2 separate regions of the Homo sapiens genome follow, and region 1 is linked to region 2. The links are chromatin contacts, found by Hi-C or POLR2A ChIA-PET in ENCODE. All regions are on one chromosome and are shown on one strand. The core of a region is the stretch at or near the end of the contact, and the rest is flanking DNA. Distances in the headings are between cores, read along the strand shown.

The links. Hi-C counts contacts between places; a loop is a spot of excess contacts on that map. ChIA-PET counts read pairs that join two places held with the same protein, here RNA polymerase II (POLR2A). Pooled maps may share reads with other maps.
Region 1: a map with no recorded cell type shows a loop between it and region 2 (2.2-fold over the local background). The contact joins the promoter of SIX1 here to the enhancer-like site in region 2. A Hi-C loop is called at or near these places in 9 of 37 single-sample maps with no recorded cell type and 8 of 50 pooled maps. POLR2A ChIA-PET finds 5 or more read pairs at or near these places in 2 of 52 experiments (BJ and activated CD4-positive, alpha-beta T cell).

Annotation. Positions count from the first base shown.
Region 1 is chr14:60,647,769-60,652,519 of GRCh38, forward strand. SIX1 (SIX homeobox 1) reads right to left here and starts at 1,709. Exons shown (of 2, transcript NM_005982.4): 1 at 862-1,709. The coding sequence starts at 1,421. It overlaps MIR9718 (microRNA 9718), which reads left to right and starts at 880; the gene lies at 880-943. RefSeq lists enhancers at 1-372, 373-994, 995-1,615, 4,545-4,751 and a silencer at 1,626-1,865.
Region 2 is chr14:60,751,754-60,755,979 of GRCh38, forward strand. All of the region lies in intron 1 of MNAT1 (MNAT1 component of CDK activating kinase), which reads left to right. Among named protein-coding and RNA genes, the nearest start is that of MNAT1, 19 kb to the left of the region's middle. RefSeq lists enhancers at 1,623-1,902, 2,313-2,362. Within about 2 kb of position 2,143, at least 5 of the 41 ENCODE cell types and tissues checked have a DNase peak (open chromatin) inside an H3K27ac peak, as active enhancers do.

The DNA.
Region 1 (4,751 bases), core at 459-2,958, 100 kb before region 2:
ATCTCTGTCCGAAACGCTATAGAGAACAGAAGGAGCCTGCCCAGGTGGCCGAAGGTGTTGCCCCGAGGTGGGGGAAAGTAGAGACCAATTTTTAAAATATTGCCTTGTGAGCTCCAGTGCGAGAGAGGGCTGCGACTGGAGACCCTTTCCTCGTCTGGGCATGCGGCGCGGTCAGCCAGACCGACGGGCTGCAGTGCCGGGCCACGCGCGAGCGAGCACGGCGAGGATCAACCCTTTCTTAATTTGGGGCGCCGGGGAGTAAATGCAGCGCCAACTCTCCCCAAAGCTCTCTTTTTGTTGTATCTTTAAAAGTCTCCTCCATTTGTCCAGCTAGTGAGAAATGAAGCAGGCTACCTCTAAACCAAAAGACTATCAAGAGAGAGCTGTGGAGAACCAGGCGGGAGTGGGGGCAGAGCCAATGTCTCAGGCCAGCTTCACCCCTCTGGGGAGCAAGAGGAGAGAGGTTCGCGAACCTCAGCTCCCACCAAACCCCTTTCCTTGCGACACCAATCAACATTTCACTGCCCGTTGATTTAGAAACTCACTCTCCACCCACCACTCATAGCCGCGGCCAGCCAGGGAGGCATAAAGACCAAATCTAGCGCCAATATTTCCCGACACTCACATCCCAGAGAAACCCACGCGCGGGTGCTCAAAGCAAATGAGGCCCCATCCTTAGCAAGGAACCTCAGAGTTCATGAACTTTCGCTGCAGCGCCGCGGAGGGCCTGCGCGCCGCCCCGTGGACGGGCTCCGGCCGGCGGGGAGGACTTGGTGGCTGGTGCCTGCGGGGGCGGGAGGGGGCGGAGGAGAAAGGACGGCTTCCTAGGGTCGCCCGAGTCGCGGGAAGCACGCCGCGTACCTTTCCTTGGCCTCCGCGGCCCGGTCTCTTTGCCTCCGGTTCTTAAACCAGTTGCTGACCTGGGTGGTGGTGAGGCCGGTGGCCTCGGCCAGCTCCCGCTTCTCACGCGGCGATGGGTAGGGATTGTGCGCGTACCACTCCCGCAGGACACCCCTCGACTTCTCCTTGAAGCAGTAGCTGGTCTCCTCGCCGTCCCAGATGGTGCGCGGCAGTGGAAATTTTCGGCGCACCCGATATTTGCCCACGGCGCCCAGGGGTCGGCCGCGCAGCTTCTCGGCCTCCACGTAATGCGCCTTCAGCCACAGTTGCTGCAGTTTGGGGTGGTTGTGAGGCGAGAACTGGTGGCTCTCCAGGATCTTGTAGAGCTCACGGAAGTTGCCGCGGTGGAAGGCGACCACCGCCTTGGCCTTGAGTACGCTCTCGTTCTTGTGCAGGTGGTCGCAGGCGGGCAGTGACCACAGGAACCTGCCCAGGCGCTCCAGGTTTCCGCCTTGCTGCAGAACCTCGCACACGCACGCCACTTGCTCCTGCGTAAAGCCAAACGACGGCAGCATCGACATGGCTGGGGCCTGCCGGGGCGCACGGCCCAGGCGCACGCGGCAGGGAGCAGAGCCGAGAGGCAGGGGGCGGCGGCCGCAGGGAGGGGGGCGCGGCTGTTCCTAACCTCCTCCTTAGGCTTTGCAAAGGCGAAAACCGGAGTCGGAACTTGGCGGTGGGCGGCCAAGGAAGAGAAGGCGGAGGAGTAGGGGAGGTTCTGGACACGGAACGGCCGGCGCACTCAGTAGCCTTTAAGGCCTTGCTGCCTCCGACCTCCCGCCCGGTGGATGCTGCTAGTTGCCGGGGAACTTGGTTTCTGTTCTCCCCGCAGCGGCCTTAAAGCGCGCAGCGTCCCCGGCACGCTGATTGGCTGCCGGCGGCGCCTATCCGGGGCTGGCCAGCCAGCGCGCCGCCCGGCTGGGCAGAGAGGCCGCACCGCCCAGAGCGGGGAGGGCGAGGCTGCGGAGCTGGGGGTTGGGGGTGTTGCCGGGGCTGCGCGGGTAGGGAGTGGTGGGAGGAGAAGGAAGAGGAAAGGTGGGAAGCCAGTTGGGGTCTGAGGGAGCTGCGCTGCGGAGGTGTGGGGAGGTAGGGAGTGGGTGAGCGCGTCAGGACCCTGCAACGCGGGACCCGTCGCCAGTATCACCTAAGGGGAGTCGCGCACAACTCCGCACAAATCAATGACTCCAAACCTTAATTCCTCCCCTCTCCCTCCGTACTCTTGTCCTCATCCCTTGCAGACTTGCCCTCTCCCGGTGAGCTCATATTTAATTACTTTAATGTTGGAATGAATAAATAATGGATTGATGAATAGCTTATGGAACGCGATAAATAATTCAAGAGCAGACCAGGGTCCGCGCATGCAGCCTCTGGAAGAGTGGCTTCGGGTTGGCTTCAGCTCGAGGAGTCCAACCCTATTTCCTCCTCCCTCCCCCCACCAACTACCACTGTCCTCCCCCCACTGCTGCACACCACCCTCCAAAGGGCACAAGTACTCCCAGTCGGACAGCGTTTCCCTCGTTCACAAAAGACCTCCATGATTTGAGACCAGGCAGAGAGCTGTTTAGAGCATACTTGCTGAGCACCTAGAGACTCCGAGCGTTCATTTGTGATTTGGTATCTTAATGTTCTGCGATTGAAACCAGCAGGTTCCTGAAGCTTCTGGACTCAATTTCCCCATCTGTGCGGTTGTGTTTTGCAGTGCCACCTCTGCTACTGAGGAATGCCGAGAGGCTTTACTTGCTATTAGCAAAAATGCTTTGGGAACCTCGTACGAAAGGCGCTGGATGTGGTGTAAATTAAATAAAACTGTGCCCGGCTCCAATAACCGTCCGGTTGTAATATAATCCTTACCCTGCTCTGAGAGGGACACTGCCCTCAAAGCGAGAACGACAGCGGCTCCAAGAAGATTAAATAAAGAGGTGTGTGTGTGTGTGTGTGTGTGTGTATGTGTGTGTGTGTGTGTGTTGCAATGCTGGCCTATTTTGCTGCCAGGGAATGAGAGATGCACTGCAATTTAAGTCCCATCATCTGCTGTTTTGTTTATGTGTGGAGAATGCTTAGTAAAACTGCACAAACAAGTGAAGTTGTAATTATCTTAAGCCTCATTTGCACACCTAGTTCCAAAGCAATAATTAAAAGGATTTTGAAAACAATTAGCCTCTCTAAACAAAGATAATCTATTGTCAGTAGCTGAGACTAGCAGGAGATAAGAACAATGCGTGGAGATAAGGGAAGCCAAATGGTGGAAGGAGAGTGACTTTATGACTATACTTATCTCTGATTAGATAAGTTCAAAACAGAATTCTAAGTACACTTCAAAAATGCTTTTGATTTCAATGTGCCCTCTTAGTGAGTGGTGAAGAACAAACTGTAGGCTCCTTAAACTGGCTTGTCTTCTTCAAATATGTTTTGATTCCTTTAGCCAAAGAGCCCAGCACTACAGAACCTTTTGCATATTGAGATGCAAGTGGGAGAAGGAGAAGCATGTCTTGGTTTCCTCTTTTATTATTAATATGGTTTTAAAATGATGCACCCAGTACAGTGCACCCTGCAACATACATTCTAAACTCATAAAGGGTTCCCACCTCAGGGCTGCCACATGGGAGATTCCAAGTAGACAGGAAGCTGCTTCTCTGCTGAACATAATGTTTTCTGCATCCTTGAAACTCTTGCTTATTCCATGCAATTAGATCTTGGAAGCAGATGCTGATATTTCATTACCTTAGGCTTTTTTTTTAAAAAAATGCATTTAATAGGTGTGCATGCTTTCAAAAGAGCCTCTGCCATATAGTATGCCCAATGACTTTCTAAACTGGAAGCCTGGCACTGCTAAACCCAGAGCCATGTCTGGTAATTTCCCCTCACTGTCTTATTTTAGTGCTTATGATGTTTCACATGAAGTCTTAAGGAGCTGCAGTGCCCTCCCAGAAGGAATGCCTCTGCTTGAAACAGTCCTTATTGACATGGCAGCTGTGTGAGGACCGGAACGGAGGCTTAAACCCGGCTCTAAAAATCAGTTAATACCCTAAAGTCTGGAGCAAGTGCGCACAATTACAATGGGGGGAGGGTCTTTAAGCACAACCACGTCTCTTAAAAGACAAACAGTATGTTGAGTATGGGGTGTGCTTTGTAATTAACAATTTTGTATAAGGAAATGAGGCATAGCCTGCACAAATAAGGGCAGGTATAAATTTACAGAGGATGACAGCAGAGATGGCAATTAGACACAAATAGGACCACCTTTTTTTCCCGGCTTCCTCCAGACCTACCTGCCCATTTCTTTTTATCTGTCTTCAAAAGGAACCAGGACGTACTACATTGCCGTCATCTGGGAAGACGACGTGTAGAAGGTGTGATTGCGGGAACCCGGGCAGAAAAGAGGTGCTCTTCCTCGGAGGCCGTGACTGGGCCGGCCAACATTTTTCCTCCCGCTTAATCCAATAGATCGCGTAACTGGAAAGGGAAAGTGCTATGCGCTTTATACCAAGGAGTCTACCTGCTATTTCGATCCCTCGGTTAGGGGAACCAATTGTTATAAATGTTAATTATTGGCTCGGATATATAAGGTTTCCCAAAATGGAACCTTTCACTGAAAACCGCTGAAAGAGGTAAAATGACATGAATTTACAAACCACCTAAACTAAATGATCCATTTTAAATCGCACACAGAAAGGTTTGAGTTGTTCTCGTAACATAAAACCTTTGCTGTCAATGCAAATCGCACGAAAAGCAGAGATGCGTTGGAGATTTAAAGGAAATGAGCAACTCTAGCCAGCCGGCTGCTGCCCTCGCTGCAGCGCGGCTCGGGAGGGAACACCGCTGGCAAGGAGCGCCCGATGCCAGGTTTCGGCTCT
Region 2 (4,226 bases), core at 893-3,392:
GTTGGAATATGTAAAAAAAAAAAGAATTTTGAGATGAGGACAAGTGATTGTATACCTCACTCAGTTTTTTTAGAACACAAATATGATAGTGGTTATATCATTGAAAATCAATGAAGCCTCCATCAATATGGTGCAGTGCCTCTGCACCACTGATTTATATATATTTAATGAACTTGCTGTTCTAATTTCAGGTAACTGAAGCAAACTGCATCTAGCACTAACTGGTTTACTTATAAACAATTCAGCTCATTAAAATATAAATATCTTGAAATTTACCAATATTAGATATAATTTCTTTATAAATAGTTCTACTGTGTTTACTTCCTGGTGTTAACTGACATGTTTCTAAAAAAATCATCATATTTTGGTACTGTTTCAGATAATGTTACCAAAATATGTTGTTTTATTTGATCTTATTTCTTGCTACTGATCTAGAATGGATTTGGAATAGAAGATATGGGACAAAAAAGCTTTCAAAAGTGATGGGATTTATGAAGTATGACATGCCAGATGCTGTATTTTTGAGATCTATTGGAGCATAAGTGAGGACCAGTTAAGGATCTATTTCTATATTCTTTGGGATTAGGAATATAGTTTTTAATATTTGCATTTTTTAAAAAATGTATTTTAAAATAGATTTATTTTAAGCATGTCTATTATGTTTTATTGAAAAAATGCCACAAGATAATATTAAAAAATGTTTTGACAAAAGAAAAAAATTATACATAATACTTTCACAGAGGAGTTCTTTTAATTTTTATCTTCTTATTTGTATGTGTGTGTGCTGTGTAGTCTCAGCTGCTCTGGAGGCTGGGGTAGGAGGATTGCTTGAGCCCAGGGGGTCAAGGCTGCAGTGAGCTATGAGTGTGCCACTATATTCCAGCCTGGGTGACAGAGTGAGGCTCTGTCTCAAAGCAAACAAACAAAAAACACTTTGGAGAATGCTGTTTTAAGTTTTGACTCAGTAACTAATTTTGTAAGAAATTTCATATTACTCTACCATTGTACTACTTATTATTATTATTTTTTGAGATGGAGTCTCACTCTGTTGCCCAGGCTAGAGTGCAGTGGTGTGATCTTGGCTCACTGCAACCTCTGCCTCCTGGGTTGGAGCAGTTCTCCTGCCTCAGCTTCCCGAGTAGCTGGGATTACAGGTACGCACCACCATGCCCGACTAATTTTTGTATTTTTAGTAGAGACAGGGTTTTGCCATGTTGGCCAGGCTAGTCTTGAACTCCTGACCTCAGGTGACCCACCCACCTTGGCCTCCCAGAGTGCTGGGATTACAGGCGTGAGCCACCGCACCTGGCTTGCACTAGTTATTTATTGCTGTCTAACAAATTATCCTAAAACTAAATGGCTTAAAATAACAAACATTTATTTTCTCACGGTTCTTGTGCATCAGGAATTTGGGCATGGCTGAGCTGGGTAGTTTTGGCTCAGGGTGTCTCATGAGATTGCAATCAAGTTTCAGCTGGGGCTCTATTCATTTGAAGGCTTGACTGGAGTTGGAGGATAAACAGTTGACCATTAAACAACATGAGTTTGAAGTGTGTGTCCACTTATATGTGGATTTCAAAAAACAAAACAAATAAGAATTGAAAATACAGTATTCACAGTATGCAAAACCCCATGTATATGGAGGGCTGACTGTATTAAGCTCACTCATGTGGTTTTTGTCAGGAGTCCTCAGTTCTTTACTGTTATTTTTTGGCTAGAGGTGTCAGTTCTTTGTCACATGGGCCTCTCCTAAGGATTTCTTCAGTGTTCGCACAACATAGTAGCTTTCTTCTCCTCAGGTGGATGATTCAAGAGAGAGACAAACAGAAGCCACGATGTCTTCTATGAACATCATTCAGACACCATCGTTTCTGCTGCATTCTGTTTGTTCAGAGTCCTAAATACAGCTCACATTCAGAGGAAGGGGAATTGGGCTTCCCCTTTTGATGAAAGAAGTATAAAGAATTTGTGGCCATATGTAAAACCACACCAACCACATATGTATATTTATCACTGGAATACCTTGAATCCAAGAGGGCTCCCAGTGATTTTTGTCTCCTACTTTTTATGTCCTTGCTTAGTTTCTCCCTGATTGTATCAGGGTTGCTTGTATAACCAATCGAATATGGTAGAAGTTTCTCATTTCCAAGGCTAGGTCTTTAACAAAGACTTTGTGGCTTTCCATGTGGTTACTCTCTATGTTCTTGGGCAACTTGCTGTCATGAAAGACAGTTTATGTGTCGTCAGCAGCCTTATGAAGTTCCGTGTGGTTAAGAACTGAGACCTTCTACTAACCGCCAAGTCAGTGAGCCATCTTAGTCTTCAGTCCCAGTCCTGTCTTCAGATGACTGCAGCCCCAGCTGATATCTTGACAAATAAGCTGCTCCTGGATTCCTGACACTGAGAAATTTTGTGAGATAATAAATTGTTTATTGTTTTAAGCTGTCAAGCTTGGTGGTGTTTTGTTATGCAGCAACAGATAACTAATAGAATCCCTTCATCTTTATTAAAACAAAAGGCACATTGCCAAAAGCTGTACACATATTAGGGATTTTATTTTTTTTTTAATAATAGGGAGAAATTTCTTCTTTTTTTTTTTTTTTTTTGAGACCGAGTCTCGCTCTGTCGCCCAAGCTGGAGTTGGAGTGCAGTGGCACGATCTTGGCTCACTGCAACCTCCGCCTCCCAGGTTCAAGCGATTCTGCTGTCTCGCTCTCCTGAGTAGCTGGGACTACAGGCGTGTGCCACCACACCTGGTTGATTTTTTTTTTATTTTTAGTAGAGACGGGGTTTCACCGTGTTAGCCACGATGGTCTCGATCTCCTGACCTTGTGATCTGCCCGCCTCGGCCTCCCAAAGTGCTGGGATTATAGGCGTGAGCCACCGCGCCTGGCAATAGGGAGAAATTTCTAAGGGCGCATGTTCAACAAGCCATTGTCATTAGAGAAGTGGCTTTTGTTCAGAGGCATATGAACTACTTTTATTCAGAAGTAATCAAGGGGGAATCTAGTAGTATTGTAAAGGTAAACATTTTAATATCATGTAAGATGTGATAATAATTTAGTGTTTTTAGTGAGAATCCTGTAAGCTTCCTGTCATTGACTAAGGTCTGGATTACATTCTATAACGCATGAAGTAGCAATTTGAGAAACTAATTCTTTATAAAAATACTTTCACCTTGTTAATAGATTTGTTTCTGTAAGTAAGAAATACAGTGGAGTTGAATCTTATGTGGAATTTGTATATACGTATTTTTTTTTTCCAGAGACAAAATCTCACTCTGTTGCCTGGGCTAGAGTGCAGTGGCATGATCACGGCTCACTGTAACTTCAAACCTCTGGGCTCAGGAACCCTTCTGCCTCAACCTCCCAAGTAGCTAGGACTATAGGTGTGTGCCACCATGCCTACCTAATTTTTTTTTTTTTAGTTGCCCAGGCTGGAATGCAGTGAAGTGATCTCAGCTCACTGCAACCTCTGCCTCCCAGGTTCAAGTGATTCTTCTGCCTCAGCCTCCAGAATAGCTGGGACTGCAGGCACGTGCCACCACACCTGGCTACTTTTTGTATTTTTAGTGGAGACGGGGTTTCACCATGTTGGCCAGGATGTTCTTGATCTCCTGACCTCATGATCCACCCGCCCTGGCCTCCCAAAGTGCTGGTATTACAGGCGTGAGCCACTGTGCCTGGCCTAATTTTTTATTTTTTGTAGAGACAGGGTCAGGCTTTGTTGTCCATACTGGTCTTGAACTCTTAGGCTCAAGCCATCCTCCTGCCTCGTCCTCCCAAAGTGTTGGGATTGTAGGCTAGTCACTGCACACAGCCTGGAATTTGTATTCTAAAGTCATGTAAAGCAGAAAATATAGTGAAGATTACCCTTAATATTAAGGATCAGAAATTGTCCATATGGGTAAATAATTTTTCATTAAACCTAGCGCAGCCAGTTTTCCTTCCAGCATAGTAATAAATCAGTATTCCTCACCTGAACAGCAGATGAAGTAATTGGCTCTTGTTTTGGCATTATACTGAAAAGACTTACCTTTAAACACTGTCATATATAGTCCAATAAGATGCTTGTCCTAGGAGAGGCATTGAAACTGAGTGCAACAGAGGGAACAGCAGAGTGACATCTCTCATTTTATGATTACTCTGGGGTATAGAGATAGTCACTGAGAGGAGAGGCTGGGGAAATGGGACCGCTTTCTAAAAATGTATCTCTGTCTCTTTTTG